2 separate regions of the Homo sapiens genome follow, and region 2 is linked to region 1. The links are chromatin contacts, found by Hi-C in ENCODE. All regions are on one chromosome and are shown on one strand. Each heading gives the region's core, a stretch centred on a gene start or an enhancer-like site at or near the end of the contact. The rest is flanking DNA. Distances are from core to core; before and after follow the strand shown.

Region 1 (7,544 bases), core at 1,817-4,316:
GGCTAATTTTTTGTATTTTTAGTAGAGACGGGGTTTCACCATGTTGGCCAGGTTGGTCTTGAACTCCTGACCTTGTGATCTGCCCACCTCGGCCTCCCAAAGTGCTGGGATTACAGGTGTGAGCCAACGCGTCTGGCCCTTTTTTTTTTTTTTTTTTGAGACTGAGTCTTTCTATCGCCCAGGCTGGAGTGCAGTGGCATGATCTCAGCTCACTGCAACCTCCACCTCCTGGGTTCAAGCAATTCTCATGCCTTAGCCTCCCAAGTAGCTGGGATTACAGGTGACTGCCACCATGCCTGGCTAATTTTCATATCTTTAGTAGAGATGGGGTTTGACGATGTTGGTCAGGCTGGTCTTGAACTCCTGACCCTAAGTGATCCGCCCGCCTTGGCCTCCCAAAGTGCTGGGATTACAGGCGTGAGCCACCGTGCCCAGCTTCAGGAGCCTTATATGTGGAAGAGGAAGACAGGTGGTGAGCATCAGAAGTGGCAGCAGGAGGACTCTACCAACAACGCTGGATTTTAATATAGAGAAGGGCTTGACCTAAGAAAAGCCCAGAAGCTAGCAAAGGCAAGAAAAGGGAGTCTCCCCTAGACCCCCAGAAAGGAATGCAGCCCCACTGAAAACTCGATTTTAGACCAGTGAGCCGGCATTATAGACTTCTGACTTAACGGAACTGTAAGATAATACATTTGTGTCACTTAAAGACACTAAGTTTGTGGTAATTTGTTACAACAGCAATAGAAAACTAATATTCCATCACACAGAAAATGTGCTCACATCAAACTCTGCAAAAGTTCCTGAGTGATCCAAGCCCCTGAACCCTAGCCCTGTCTAAGAACCTCTCAACTAGAGGCCCTGGGAATTTGGTGCCTGTCAGTGGGCTTGGCCTGCTTCTCAATCAGCCAAGCTTTTGCCAGTTTGCCTGCTGGGCGGGGCTCTGACCCCTCCTGGCCGTTGCTCCTTCCAGTCTCTCTACCTAGCAGGGATCCCTAGCACCCCCTACTCCTACTCACCTTTCAAGATGTGGCTTTCTGGCTGGCCCGGTGGTTCACACCTGTAATCCCAGCACTTTGGGAGGCTGAGGCGGCTGGATCACCTGAGGTCAGGAGTTCCAGACCAGCCTGGCCAACATGATGAAACCCCCTGTCTACCAAAAATACAAAAACTAGCCAGGCATGGTGGCCGGCGCCTGTAATCCCAGCTACTCGGGAGGAGGCTGAGGCAGGAGAATCGCTTGAATCCAGGAGGCGAAGGTTGCAGTGAGCCGAGATTGTGCCATTGCACTCCAGCCTGGGTGACAAGCGCAAAACTTATTTCTTAAAAAAAAAAGAAAGAAAAAAGAAAAAAAGAAAAAAATTGGCTATCTCTTGCCCCAAATTCACCAACTACTCCCTCCAGTCTCCTTATCCAGGACAGTCTGTATCTTTTGTGGGCTCTTTCTTCTGTGTCAAGCTCCCCCTCCCCCACACCACAAAATAACCAGCCGCACATACTACTGGCACATCTACCCTGTGGTCCCACTCACTATCTACTGAATGGATGAGTGTTTGGGGCTAAATGTTCCTCAGTGTGGTGGAAAGAAAGCAGCAGCCTGGACCTTCCAGAAAGTCCTTGGCAGTGCAGGGATGGGGGGATCTGGGCTGCCACCCCTGCCACCTGATCCTGAATGACTTCCCCTCATCTGGAGTTCCTTCCACTGCTACTTCTCAAAGGTGCTGCGCATGCTAAGAGGGAATTTGAAAGTTCGGGAGTGCGGGTAGGGGAGGATGAGAAGGGGAGTGGCTTTACTCTTTTTTTTTTGAGACGGAGTTTCTCTCTTGTTGCCCAGGCTGGAGTACAATGGCATGATCTCGGCCCACTGCAACCTCCGCTTCTCGGGTTCAAGCGACTCTCCTGTCTCAGCCTCCTGAGTAGCTGGGATTACAGGTGAATGCCACCATGCCAGGCTAATTTTTGTATTTTTAGTAGAGACGGGGTTTCATCATATTGGTCAGGCTGGTCTCGAACTCCTGACCTCAGGTGATCCGCCCGCCTCGGCTTCCCAAAGTGCTGGGATTACAGGCGTGAGACACGGCAACAATGTGAATTACAGTTACGTAGACAGGAATGTTATTGATTGTAAGCCCGAGAGGCCAGATCGGGTTGGGGATCGGGATGGCCAACTGGGTCCCTTAGTCGGTCAGCTGCCCAGCGGTCCAGGGCTGGGCGGGTGTGGGGGTTTCGGCTACGTCCACCCGACCTGGCGGCGTCGGCTGCCGGCGCAGGTGAGCACTCACCCGTAAGCGTTACGGCCCGGGGCAGCTTCTCGTCGCCGTCCAACCCCGCGCGGGGCAACAGCGCCGCATCCTCCTTCTCCAGCCCCAGCTCCTTGCAGCGGCAGCACGTGGGGGAGCCCGGGGAGCCGGCGCTTCCTTCCGCGGGGCTGGCCCGGCCCTCTGCGTCGCAGCCGCTCTCCGTCCGGGCTGCAGCCAGCGGCGAGCGGCGGCCCCACGTGCCGCCCTGGGATGGTGCGCGCAGCAGGAGCTGGTGCGCCGGGTCCGCGTGGCGGGAGAAGGCAGGGGACTCGGGCACCGGCACCTTGAGGAAGCGCGTGGAGGGCCTGGGCGATGGCGTGCTGCTGCCACCGGCCGCGCCCACGGGCTTCACGCGCACATCTACCTGCAGCTCCATGGGCGCCCAGGCGCTGGGCGCAGGCTCAGCCCCGGGCGCCTCGCCATTCCGGGGCAGCTTGACCAAGGCAGGGCCCGGTGACGGCGGCTCGGGGCAGACCCCGTAGCCCAGGCTGAGCGGCGGCACGCGCGGGGACCCGGGGCGAGGCGAAGGCGGCTTTTTCTTGCTCGAGGGCTCCAGGCCTGCGCCCGCCGCCTTCTCCACGGCCCCGGCCGGACTTGGGCTGCTTTCGGGACCTTCAGGTTGTCGCACCTTCGCGGGCACCTGCGGCTGCTCCAGCGTGGGGACCAGGCTTCCCACGGGCTCCATTGGGAGCTCTGCCCCGGCTTGGCCTCCGGGCGCAGCCTCCCAAGACTCCTCCATCCCGCGCGCCCCGCCACCCGGAGACGCTGAGGAGCGCACCTGGGCCCAGTGCAGAGGAGCTTCGCTCTCCTCCGTCCGGATTGGTCCAGCCGCGTCGCCGAAGTTGTCAGGCCACGCCCCTCCCCGAAGGACCCCGCTGTGATTGGCTGTGGCTGAGGTTCTGCTGCCCCGACCCCCTTCGGGACACAGCCCCGGCCTCCACCAGGCACTGGGAGGGAGCTGAGAACGGCAGCGGGGCCAGGCGAGGGTTGCAGGGTGGGCGGGAGCTCTCGGGAGAAAAGCAGAACACCAGCGGAGGCTTGTGGCAGGGAACCCGGAGCCCCGCCTGACCCTTCCCTCTTCTTTGTCTCTGACCTCACCCATTTTCCCCTCCAGCCCTATGCCGGGGTGTTGGTTTTGAGAGTTACAGTTTGGGCGGGGAAGGATTGGCCAAGCCTGTCTGGATCCTGGGACCTCAGAGAAATCAGAATCCAAAGGAATTGGGGCGACCTGTGGAAAAGTAGCCCAGTTGGTTGTCCTGACAATCCAGCAGGGTTTCGAAAGGACTCTCCATCATACTTGGGAGGACTCCCCCACTGAGTAACGCTAAGAGAAAAGAAACAGGGCGTGGATAAGCAATTCTTCTTTTTTTTTTTTTTTTTGAGACGGAGTCTTGCTCTGTCGCCAGGCTGGAGTGCAGTGGCCCGATCTCGGCTCACTGCAATCTCCGCCTCCCAGGTTCAAGCGATTCTCCTGCCTCAGCCTCGTGAGTAGCTGGGACTACAGGCACCCACCCCACCACGCCCGGCTAATTTTTGTATTTTTAGTAGAGACGGGGTTTCACCATGTTGGCCAGGATGGTCTCGATCTCCTGACCTCGTGATCTGCCCGCCTCGGCCTCCCAAAGTGCTGGGGTTACAGGCGTGAGCCACCGCGCCCCGCCTGGCCTCTGGTATTTTTAAGTGCCCCCAGGGTAGGGTTGGCAGATAAAATGCAGGCCACTCAGTTTAATTTGAATTTCAGTTAAACAAGGGATAGTTTTTAGCATAGTAGTCCTCCCTTATCCACTGGGATAGTTCCAAGACCTCCCAGTGAATGCCTGAAACTTTGGATAGCACCAAACCCTATATATACTGTTTTTTTCTATACAAGCGGTCTTCAAAAGGTTCATGGAAAATTCATACTATGAAAAAAACTATGCATGGATTTGAAAATTTTTTGGCACCAAAATAAATTTGTACTAACTTGTTATCACATGTCTCGACAAGATCTAGTTTGAGGCACTAAGAAGGATAAGACATCAGTTTGAAAAGAGCTCCTGTCAGAGCAACAAGGATTCTGCTAAATTTGAAGCAAGAATAATCATCACATTTATGGTGACATCATTGATATTTTTATGAAAAGCTCATGGGGACAATGCCCCCAAGAAACCAGCAGTTTGCAAATGGAAAACTCGTTTTAAGAAGGGATGAGGCCAGGCGTGGTGGCTCAGCCTGTAATCCCAGCACTTTGGGAGGCCGAGGCAGGTGGATCACTTGAGGTAAGGAGTTCGAGACCAGCCTGGCCAACATGCTGAAATCCTGTCTCTACTAAAAAAGCAAAAATTAAGCTGGGCGCGGCAGCTCACGCCTGTAATCCCAGCACTTTGGGAGGCCGAGGTGGGCGGATTGACTGAGCTCAAGAGTTCAAGACCAGCCTGGGCAACACAGTGAAACCCCGTCTCTACTAAAATACAAAAAATTAGCTGGCATGGTGGCATGCGCCTGTAGTCTCAGCTACTCGGGTGCCTGAAAATACAAAAAATTAGCCGGGCGTGGTAGTGGGTGCCTGTAATCCTAGCTACTCGGGAGGCTGAGGCAGGAGAATTGCTTGAACTCGGGAGGCAGAGTTTGCAGTGAGCCGAGATTGTGCCACTGTACTCCAGCCTGGGTGACAGAAGGAGACTCCATCTCAAAAAAAAAAAAAAAGAGAAGGGATGAGACAATGTTGAGGATAAAGCCCTCAGTGGCAGACCATCCACATCAATTTTTGAGTAAAATAATTAATCTTATTTGTGCCCTCATGAAGAGGACCAACGATTAACAGCACAAACAACAGCCAACACCAAAGACGTCTCAATTGGTTCAGCTTACACTTTTCTGACTGAAAAATTAAAGTTGAGCAAAGTTTCCACTCTATGGAAAACCATTGCGTCCAGATCAGCTGCAGCCAAGAGCAGAACTTTCAATGGAAATTTAAAACGAGTAGGATCAAGATCCTGAAGCATTTCTCTGAAGAGTTGTAACAGAAGATGGAACGTGGCTTTACCAGTAGGATCCTGAAGACAAAGCACAAAGCAATGGCTCCCAAGAGGTGGAAGTGGCCCAGTCACAGCAAAAGTGGACAGGTCAAGAGCAGAAGTCACAGCAACAGTTTTTTGGGATGCTCAAGGCATTTTGCTTGTTGGCTTTCTAGAGGGCAAAAGAGCAATAACATCTGCTTACTATGAGAGTGTTTTGAGAAAGCCAAAACTTTAGCAGAAAATCACCTGGGAAAGCTTCACCAAAGGGTCCTTCTCCACCACTACGAGGCTTCTGCTCATTCCTCATCAGTCAAGGGCATCACTCAACATGTTCAAGTTTTAAATGCCTCTTTGGGCCCAGTACCCTCCTCCTGCTAACACCCTCTCTATTCTTCCTTGTCGTGGCCAAACTTTTTTTTTTTTTTTGAAAGAGAGTCTTGTTCTGTCACCTAGGCTGGAGTGCAGTGGCGTGATCTCGGCTCACTACAACCATGGCCTCCTGGGTTCAAGCAATTCTCGTGCCTCAGCCTCCCAAGTAGCTGGGATTATAGGTGTGCACCATCACAACCGCTTAATTTTTGTATTTTTAGTAGAGACAGGGTCTTGAACTCCTGACCTCAGGTGATCTGCCCGCTTCAACCTCCCAAAGTGCTGGGATTACAGGCGTGAGCCACCACACCGGGCCATGACCAACCTTTTTTAACAAGGTAATTGCCCCCATCTGTCTGCCAAAATTTTCCTTGGCAAGGGTACAAGTCACCAAACCCAGCAAATGCTTTTTTTCCATTTTTGGAAAAAAAAGATATATATATATATATATGTTATATTTTATATATATTATAAGGATGGAGGAGTCTCGCTATGTTGCCCAGGCTAGTCTTGAACTCCTGGCCTTAAGCCATCTTCTCGCCTCGGCCTCCCAAAGTGCTGGGCTTACAGGTGTGAGTTACTGTGCCCGGCCTGCAGATGCTCTTCAGTGCTCGTTTTATCTCTCAGGTTTTGACATTATGATCATTTCTTCCTCCTCTCAAAAACCCACTCATCTGTGGCCTGTGGGCTTCCTGACACCACCTCTACCAGCTCTCCTTCTGCCTTCCTGGCTGTTCCTTTGAAAATTGCTGCAGAGCTTCTCACCCACCATACGTCAGTGACCTTCAAGCCCAGATCTTTCTCCTGAGCTTAGGTTCTTCTTTGCAGGAATTTGACACTAGATATGAGAGACCCAGAGCCGAGTGTTGTCAGAGCTCCTAGTAGGGCAGCTCCCTAGAGAGAAAGCCCAGAAACTCCTGCTCTGGGCCCCAGAGTTTGTCCGATCTCAGCCCTTCCTAAAGCTTGTTTGTTCAATTCTGTGGATTTCACGAGACCCTGAGTATCCTTCTCATACCTCCTCCACTTTTTGCCTTATCATTTAAGACTCTGGGTCAGGCATGGTGACTCACACCTGTAATCCCAGCACGTTGGGAGGCCAAGGCAGGAGGATCACTTGAGCCCAGGAGTTTGAATCTGGGCAGCATAGGGAGACTTTGTCTTTACTAAAAAAGCAAAAAGTTAGCTGGGTGCAGTGGCATGCACCTGTGGTCTCAGCTACTAGAGAGGCTGAGGCGGGAGGATTGTTTGAGCCTGGGAGTTTGAGGCTGCAGTGAGCTGTGATTGTGCCACTGCACTCCAGCCTGGGCAACAGAGTGAGATCCTGTCTCACAAAAAGAAAGGAAGGAGAGAAAGAGAGTAAAGGGGAGAGGAGGGAAGGAAAGGGGAAGACAAAGGGGAAGGGGAAGGGAAGGGTGAGGTGAAGGGGAAGGGGGAGGGGAGGGTAAGGGTAAGGGTAAGGTGAAGGTGAAGGTGAAGGTGAAGGTGAAGGGGAGGGGGAAGGGAAGGGGGAGGGAAGGGAAGGTAGATAAAAGGAAGGAAGGAAGGAGGAACTGATTGCAAGTGGCCGAAAACCCAAGTCTCACTGGGCTCCACGTCTGTCTTGGGGTGAGGGCCAGGCTTCGATGGAGTCTCTCTATACCTCCTGTGACACAGCACAGCAGCCTGGCACCAGAAGGCCATTTACAACTTCTAAATTGAGACATCCTAAGATAGGTGAATTACCCAAATGTTTCAAGGGGGTTCAGATGTTGGCTGGCAAAAAAGAACAAATATCTACCGTGATCCTTCCTTTCATCCTTTTCTCCCTTTCCCTCACTTTAAAATCCTGTTTTCTGCTTGCAACAGCAATGTATGTCTGCAATACAAAATATAGATATTA
Region 2 (7,562 bases), core at 5,063-7,562, 730 kb after region 1:
GGGCTGTGGTGGTTGTTCCTGCTGTTCTTTTTGAGTAATTCTTTTCCCAGCCCCTGGTTGTTTCCTCATAAACAATCACCGATTAATACTCAGATGAAGAACTCATGAGGAGCCCTCTACAGATCTTCAGTTTTCTTTCTCTTTCTCTATATGTGTGTGTGCATGACATTTTCTCCTCTCCATTACTCCACCCTGCAAATTCCAGCCACCTTGGCTTTCCCAAACCCTGAAGTATTCTTCCTCAACTCAAGGACACCAGTGGGCTCTATTTGGGTTCCTCCTCCCTGTACTAAGAACCAAAAACTCTCTCCAGGTAGTAATCCCTGGAGATTGCATGCTTCCCCTCATATGTTTCCATTTTTTCAGTTTTCATGGTCCTGCATTGCCTGTTGTACAATGTCTGAAAACAGTTCTTTCATATATTTTATCTGGTTTTTAAATCGTTTTAGGTGGGAGGGAAAATCTGGTCCCTGCTTCTCAGTTATGGCTAGAAGCAGAAGTATATCTATACATAATACTATGAAACATGCTTTGTTCATCTAAGTGATCAATAATACTATAAAATAGCATTTTAGCTGGGTGTGGTGGTGCACACCTACAGTCCCAGCTACTTGGGAGGCTGAGGCAGGAGGATCACCTGAGCCCAGGAGTTTGAGGCTTCATTGAGCCAGGATCACATTACTACACTCCAGCCTGGGTGACAGAGCAAGAACCTGTCTCAAAAAATAAAATAAAATAACATTTTTATTTCTAATTTTAAAATTAATCTGGCACAGAAAACTTTTTAACTACAGAGAAATACAAAGAAAAAAACAGTTCACACATAACCTTCCATCTTCTGCTGTATGATCTTCCTCTCTTTATAAGTACATTGCTCTTCTTATGAATACACATATGAATATATTTATTATTATTATTTACTCAGTAAACACTGTTGAATGAATACCAGTGAATTGGTGCTAAAGAGTCAGGTATCATGCACAGGAATGCTGAAAGTCCCCTTAACTCTTAGGCAGGAAACAAATGGCTGTTTAGCAGGTAGAGACAGCTGCTTAATAAGGAAACCCCTCTGCAGGAGGTTACTTAAGGAGTTTGGACAACCAAAGTCTAAATACAGAGCCCAAACCTCATTAACTTTTGGCATGTGGGTTGCCCTAAGTTGGCAGGGCACAACGCCTCTCTTTCCAGAACAAAATTTACTCTTTGTCCAGGAAAGGCAGGTAGAGAGGGTGTCTGATTGCACGCTGAGCGAGTCGGGTTTGAATGGCTGATGGAAAGAGGGAGAACAGGTGACAGGGTGCACCCAGCCTCGCTAAGGTCATGCTCCATTTACTCCAGTGGAGAAAGGGCCATCTTTAGAGTCCCCTGACTTCATAGGTAAAATGCCTTTCACTCCCTCCTCCTTGTGCCCTGCTCACAGCAGGCAGACCATGAATATTTGTTGGAATAGTGAATGAGATACATGAATAGGATAATAGAAGGTCTCCGAGATGCCAAGTCTTTTTCTGGAAAGCTCTGCCTTTCTGTGGTGGTTTTACCTTAGCAAAGCATTTTGTCAGCTCTGCCCACACCAAATCTGAGATGTTTGGCACGCATTCCACAGGGATACAGGGGCCTAATTAATTGGTTCACAGATGCAGAAGTTTTTATTATCCTTTCAGTTTTCAATTATCTGACCTACAACTATTGTTTAGGTGACCAAGCTGGTGTCTTTTCATTCCTGCCATTGACCTCTGACCTCTCGATTGCTTTTGGTGGCGCTCTCTGAGTAGTGGGGGAGGGTCGGGGATGGAAGGAAGTTCAAGTGTCTACCAAGCAGAAGTAAAAGAAATATTCTTTTGATGAGAATCCAATAAAAAAGCCTAAAAATATATAGCAACAAAATACAGAAGAGAGAAAGAAAGAAAGAGAGAAGAGAAAGCAGCAGATTCTTCTTTTACATTGAACACAGAGGATGAACACAGCCAAGCAGCCTCAGATCAAACAGGCTCAGCCAAACACAGGAGAAAATCTTACAGGCAATAATAAGATCTGAGTTCTTAGTAACAGAGATAAAGCAAGAACTCCTGTCCCCCTCTTATCTCATGGGAGGCAGGTAGGACCCTGGTGTATTTAAGTGCACAGGCTCCGTGTTACAGACTAGAGTTCTCATCCCAGCTCCACCACCTAATACCAGCATGACCTTGGGCAAGAGCCTCACCTGCAAGGTGGGGCTGAATTTAATAGCATCTACCTCAGGAAGTTGTTGTGAAGATTCAATGAGGTAAGGAGTTATGGCCGGATGCAGTGGCTCACGTCTGTAATCCCAGCACTTTGGGAGGCCAAGGTTGGCAGATCACTTGAGGTCAGGAGTTTGAGACCAGCCTGGCCAACATGGTGAAACCCCGTCTCTAATAAAAATACAAAAAGTTAGCCGGGTGTGGTGGTATGCACCTGCAGTCCCAGCTATTCGGAAGGCTGAGGCAGAAGGATCACTTGAACCTGTGAGGTGGAGGTTGCAGTGAGTGAGCCAAGATTGTACTACTGCGAGACAGAGCGAGACTCCATCTCAAAAAAAAGAAAAAAAAAAGAAAGGAGTGAAATGTTTAGAATATCTCTGGTACCCAGTAAATCTCAATAATGTTAGTAAATGTTAGCTATTATTATTTTCTTTTCCAGAACTTTTTCTTTGCATATTTGATTTTATTTAAATAAATTATGAGGGCCAGGGTTTTCGATTGTTACAAAAAGTTGAAGCCATGATGAAACAGACGTTTCTGGGGGGAAAAAAGGGAAGTGAGAAACATGGGGAATTAAAATATATTAAATGTGAAATATACATGAATGCCCTTTTGAAATTACTTTGATATTTGGAAGCATTAAAAGGTATATAACTTGCTCATAGAAGATGTTATATAATGAATGTAAAAACCTGTCTTACCTAAGCATTAACTCTAAATCAATCAGTTGAGTTTACTGTTGACTTACTGTTATACATTTTGAATTCTTGTAAATGGAGCTACAGCTAAGATGTTGAGGGAATCTAAGCTGTCAGTTTTTGCCTATTTATGAGAATCAGGCAAAATCTAAAAGCTGGGGGGAGAAGTCAGCCTTACGGTAAAACAAAGAAAGTCATTATGCTCTTTGTACTCAGTGCCCTCCACTCTGTCAAAAAGATACAGAAAGCCCCAGTTTCCAGAAAAGAAGATGAGAATAAAATGAACCCAGATTCACCGAAAACATCTTTTTTTCCACTTGTCTAATCAGTTTTGTTCTGTGTGCTGCCACTGGCATAGATGCCTGCCTTTCTGTTTCATTTTGATCACTTTCAAGAATTTTGGAAGAATGTCGTTTTATCCAAATTAAAATTAATCACCATTATTCCCATGCCATCTAATTTATTTGGTCACTCAATAAGTATTTATGAGGTACCTCCAGGGTGCCAGGCCCCGTGGTCAGGGACATAAAGACACGTGGTCCCTGCCCTGGTGGAGTTCACTGGGTGGACAGAGGCTTGTAGAGAGGCGAGTGGACTGAGCCATACTCGACCTTTAGAGAGGAGGGTGCTCAGGGACAGTGCCCTTCCAAAGGGAGAAGAAACTAATTACTGGGAGGGTCAGGAACTTTCAGGACACATTTGAGCTAACATACATCTTCCAAAGATACCTTTATTTTTCATATTCTGTAGGACCTAGGGGACTTGGAAGTGATTAGGAGCCACTGCTTGCAAAAGTCTCACCCGAACATGGTAGGAATAACTTTACAATCTCAAAATTAGCTGATATCATCTGTGTTATTCATTAAGAAACATCTGACAGAAATGTTCAGCTTCACCCACCCATTTCCTCTCTCAGTATATGTTGCATGCCTACTATTTGCCCAACAAAATGGAATTATGCCATTAGAATAACTAAGAATTATCCTGATCACCTTCAGTGAGTTCCCTACGTTGGACCTACAAGTCATTCTTATTAAGGACAATGGTTCTTACATCCAGAACTCCTTAGGGAACTTCATGTTTAACTTTAAAGAGTTTATTTGCTTGTAATTAACTCCCACAGCATCTTAATCGGGGATCACTACCAAGATTCAATACAGAGTTTCAGTGTCATTTTTCTTCCAGACGTTCTTTTATTTTTATCTCTTTTGTTGTTGTTGTTTTGTTTTTGTTTTTGAGACAGAGTCTCGCTGTGTCACCCAAGCTGGAGTGCAGTGGCACGATCTCAGCTTACTGCAAACTCCGCCTCCTAGGTTCAAGATTCTCATACCTCCCAAGTAGCTGGGATTACAGGTGTGCACCACCACACCCAGCTAATTTTCTGTATTTTTAGTAGGGATGGGGTTTTCTCACGTTGGCCAGGCTGATGTCAAACTCCTGACCTCAGGTGATCTGCCTTCCTCAGCCTCCCAGAGTGCTGGGATTACAGGCGTGAGCCACCTTATGTGGCCTTGTTTTTGTTTTTGAGACAGGGTCTCACTGTCTCACCCAGGCTAGAGCACAGTGTCACAATCACAGCTTACTGCAGCCTCAACCTCCTGGGTTCAAGTGATCCTCCCACCTCTGCCTCCTGAGTAGCTGGGACCACAGGTGTGAGCCACCACACTCAGCTAATTTTTTTAACTTTTAGTGGAGACAGGGTCTCACTATATTGCCCAGGATGGTCTTGAACTCCTGAGCTCAGGTAGTCCTCCCACCTTGGCCTCCCAAAGTGCTGGGATTACAGGTATAAGCCATGGCACCTGGCCTCTTTTTATCTCTTCTTGAAGATGGTATCTACCCAGTGACTTTTATGGGACTGACAAAAGGTCACAGCTTAGAGATTAGTTAGGACAAGGAAGGATGTGAAGGGACATGAGGTGGTGTGGAAATGCCAAGTACGGGTGGAAGGGGGATGAGCAGATAGGCGGGGTCAAAGCTGCAGGCCCTCTGAGTGGGCTCCCTGGTTCCAGAAGCAGGGAGCCAGTGCAGAGAGGGTGGGAAAAGAAGTCAGACTCTTTTACCGCCAGATTCACTTCTTTCTCCATGTGAACACTGCGTGGACTTCCAGAAGCATTGATCCTCTGCACTAGCATCCCCAGATTTAGGGACAAATAGATTTCTTGAGTTCCCAGAGGAAACAGATTCTGAGATGAGACTGGATGCAGAGCATGGCCCCAGGATCTGTCACTGATGGGGAGTGAAGGGAACAGGTGGGGCAGAGGGAGGAGCCTCAGTCGATCCCAGGATCCCACAGGGAGCTCTGGAGCTGGGATGGCCCTTCAGAGCTGCCCTGAATTGGAGCTAGGGGACCACACCTGGGCATTGACCAGTCCTTAACATGGGCTGCCCTGGGGGAAAGGGGTGACCTTGAACAAGGAGGGCAATTCCTGGAAAGGGACTCAACTAAGAGCAGCCATCAGCCACCCATGTCTCCAGCAGCTGGGGGAAGGAGCACCCACAGAACCCAGTACTAAGGATGGGTTATTTACATAACAAAGGATCAGTGGTTCTGTTTTCATTTTGTTTCACATTATTTTAATTTTTTAATGGAATGCTTCATGAATTTGCATGTCATCCTTGCACAGGGGCCATGCTAATCTTCTCTGTATCATTCCAATTTTTTAGTGTATGTGCTGTCAAAGCAAGCACTTGTTTCACGTTAGATGATAAAGGTGTTGAGGGAAAGACTTGCTCTTCCAACTGTATGTATCCCCCACAATGCACTTGCTCTTGATAAAATCAGGGCCTCCCCAGACAGGATTACCAGTTACACCTGTAATGCCCATATCTAACGTCCTAGCTGGCACAGGGATGCCGGCATAATAAACGGGGCTGCAGAGGAGCGTCATCCTGGCTTGGGATTCCTCGTCTTTCTAGATTGCTGAAAATGAGGAGCTGAGGGCCACGGAGCACTCAGAATCCCCACCAACTGCTGACCCAGAACCTTTAGCACAGTGGGTCTCAGAGAGTGTCTTACTAGCTTGAGACGTTAGGCTTCAGCAAAGCGGCACAGGTGCGGGCGAAGGCAACCTGGAGCTGTGGCTCTGCACGGGCCCTCGCCTGGCCAAGGCAAGGGACAGGACAAGAGCAGGAAGGAAAGAGTATCAGAGGTCAGTGTATCCATCCAAGGGCTCAACCTGGCCAGGGGACAAGGCAGAGGAGCCAGGCAGGCCCTGCTGCTCAGCACAGCTGCAATGCCACCTGAGATGAGGTGTGACAAAGGTGCCTGTCACTGTCCCTCCTCCTGTTCTATTCTAAGGGTCTCTGTGCCAGTTGTCAGTTCCTTACTGTAGTTGAAGCGAGGTGCACTCCCTTTCACTCTGGGTGCTACTTTCTTGGCTGAGAAAAAACAAGCTGCAGCCCAAGCCGCCCTGCTATGTGAGAAAGAGAAGTGAAACAGGCTGTGGGCTGGGCAACAGGAGGCTGACTGCAAGCGACCTGCAGATGCCGAGCCTTTGCTGGTTTACTCCGGCAGCACAACAGCATACGAAGAAAACCAAAGTGGCTCTCTCATTAGCCAGTTCCTGGAAGAGGAACGGTTCCATTTCTACAACCATTCAAGCAGCAGGGATTTATTGAAACCGATCCACGCTCAGGTCCCAGCGGACACAGTCCCTGCCTGAAAGGCACTAGAGCCTAGTTAGGGAGAGTAGAGTAACTCACCTGAAAAAAACAGCAAATGGACCTGACCTGTATAATTAGGGACTAAATTACGTGAGCCAGTCTCAAGGCGCAGTCCGTCAGGGAAGAACTCACCATGAAGACCGCCGAAGATCACGAAAAGGAGGCCAGAAGTGAGGAAAGGCTCCAGAGGCCAGGAGAGGGCATGGGGTAGCGGGGCATGAAACTGCAGGAACAGAAGCCTGGAGGCAGAGATGATAATGAGGAAATGGGCCTCACTAGACCCTGCACCCGAGCCAGGCGCATGGGTCGAGGCTGCCTCGAGAAGCCCCCTCAGCGTGGTTGCCACATAAAAGAAAAGATGCTCAGTTCAATTTGAATTTCAGCTAATCCGTAAACAATATTTACCATAGGTATGCCCCAAACAGTGCAAGACTTTTTTCTAAAACATCTGACTGAGCATGGTGGCTCATGCGTGAAATTCCAACACTTTGGGAGGACCGAGGCAGGAGGATCGGTTGAGTCCAGGAGTTTGAGACCAGCCTGGGTAACATGGTGAGACCCTAACTCTACAAAAAATACAAAAATTAGGTGGGCATGGTGGCACATGCTGGTAGTCCCAGCTACTCAGGACACTGAGGTGGGAGAATCGTTTGAGCCCAGGAGATCGAGGCTGCAGTGAGCCGTGATTGCACCATCACACTCCAGCCTGGGCAACAGAGTGAGACTCTGTCTAAAAAAGAAATAAAATAGGCAGGGCGCAGTGGCTCACACCTGTAATCCCAGCACTTTGGGAAGCCAAGGTGAGCAGATCACCTGAGGCCAAGAGTTCAAGACCATCCTGGCCAACATGGCAAAACCCTGTTTCTACTAAAAATATAAAAATTAGCCAGGCACGGTAGCACATGCCTGTGATCCCAGCTACTAGGGAGGCTGAGGCAGGAGAATTGCTTGAACCCAGTGGGCAGAGGTTGCAGTGAGC

Evidence for each region. A loop is a pair of places that touch in the nucleus more often than their neighbours do. Pooled maps may share reads with other maps.
Region 2: a pooled map shows a loop between it and region 1 (2.5-fold over the local background). The contact joins the enhancer-like site here to the promoter of KLRG2 in region 1. A Hi-C loop is called at or near these places in 2 of 37 single-sample maps with no recorded cell type and 4 of 50 pooled maps.

The regions. Positions count from the first base shown.
Region 1 is chr7:139,480,607-139,488,150 of GRCh38, forward strand. KLRG2 (killer cell lectin like receptor G2) reads right to left here and starts at 3,067. Exons shown (of 5, transcript NM_198508.4): 1 at 2,280-3,067. The coding sequence starts at 3,036. RefSeq lists an enhancer at 2,227-2,306 and silencers at 2,437-2,716, 3,177-3,236.
Region 2 is chr7:140,204,064-140,211,625 of GRCh38, forward strand. It overlaps the pseudogene RNU6-797P. Among named protein-coding and RNA genes, the nearest start is that of KDM7A-DT, 31 kb to the left of the region's middle. RefSeq lists enhancers at 6,023-6,102, 6,725-7,562. Within about 2 kb of position 6,313, at least 7 of the 41 ENCODE cell types and tissues checked have a DNase peak (open chromatin) inside an H3K27ac peak, as active enhancers do.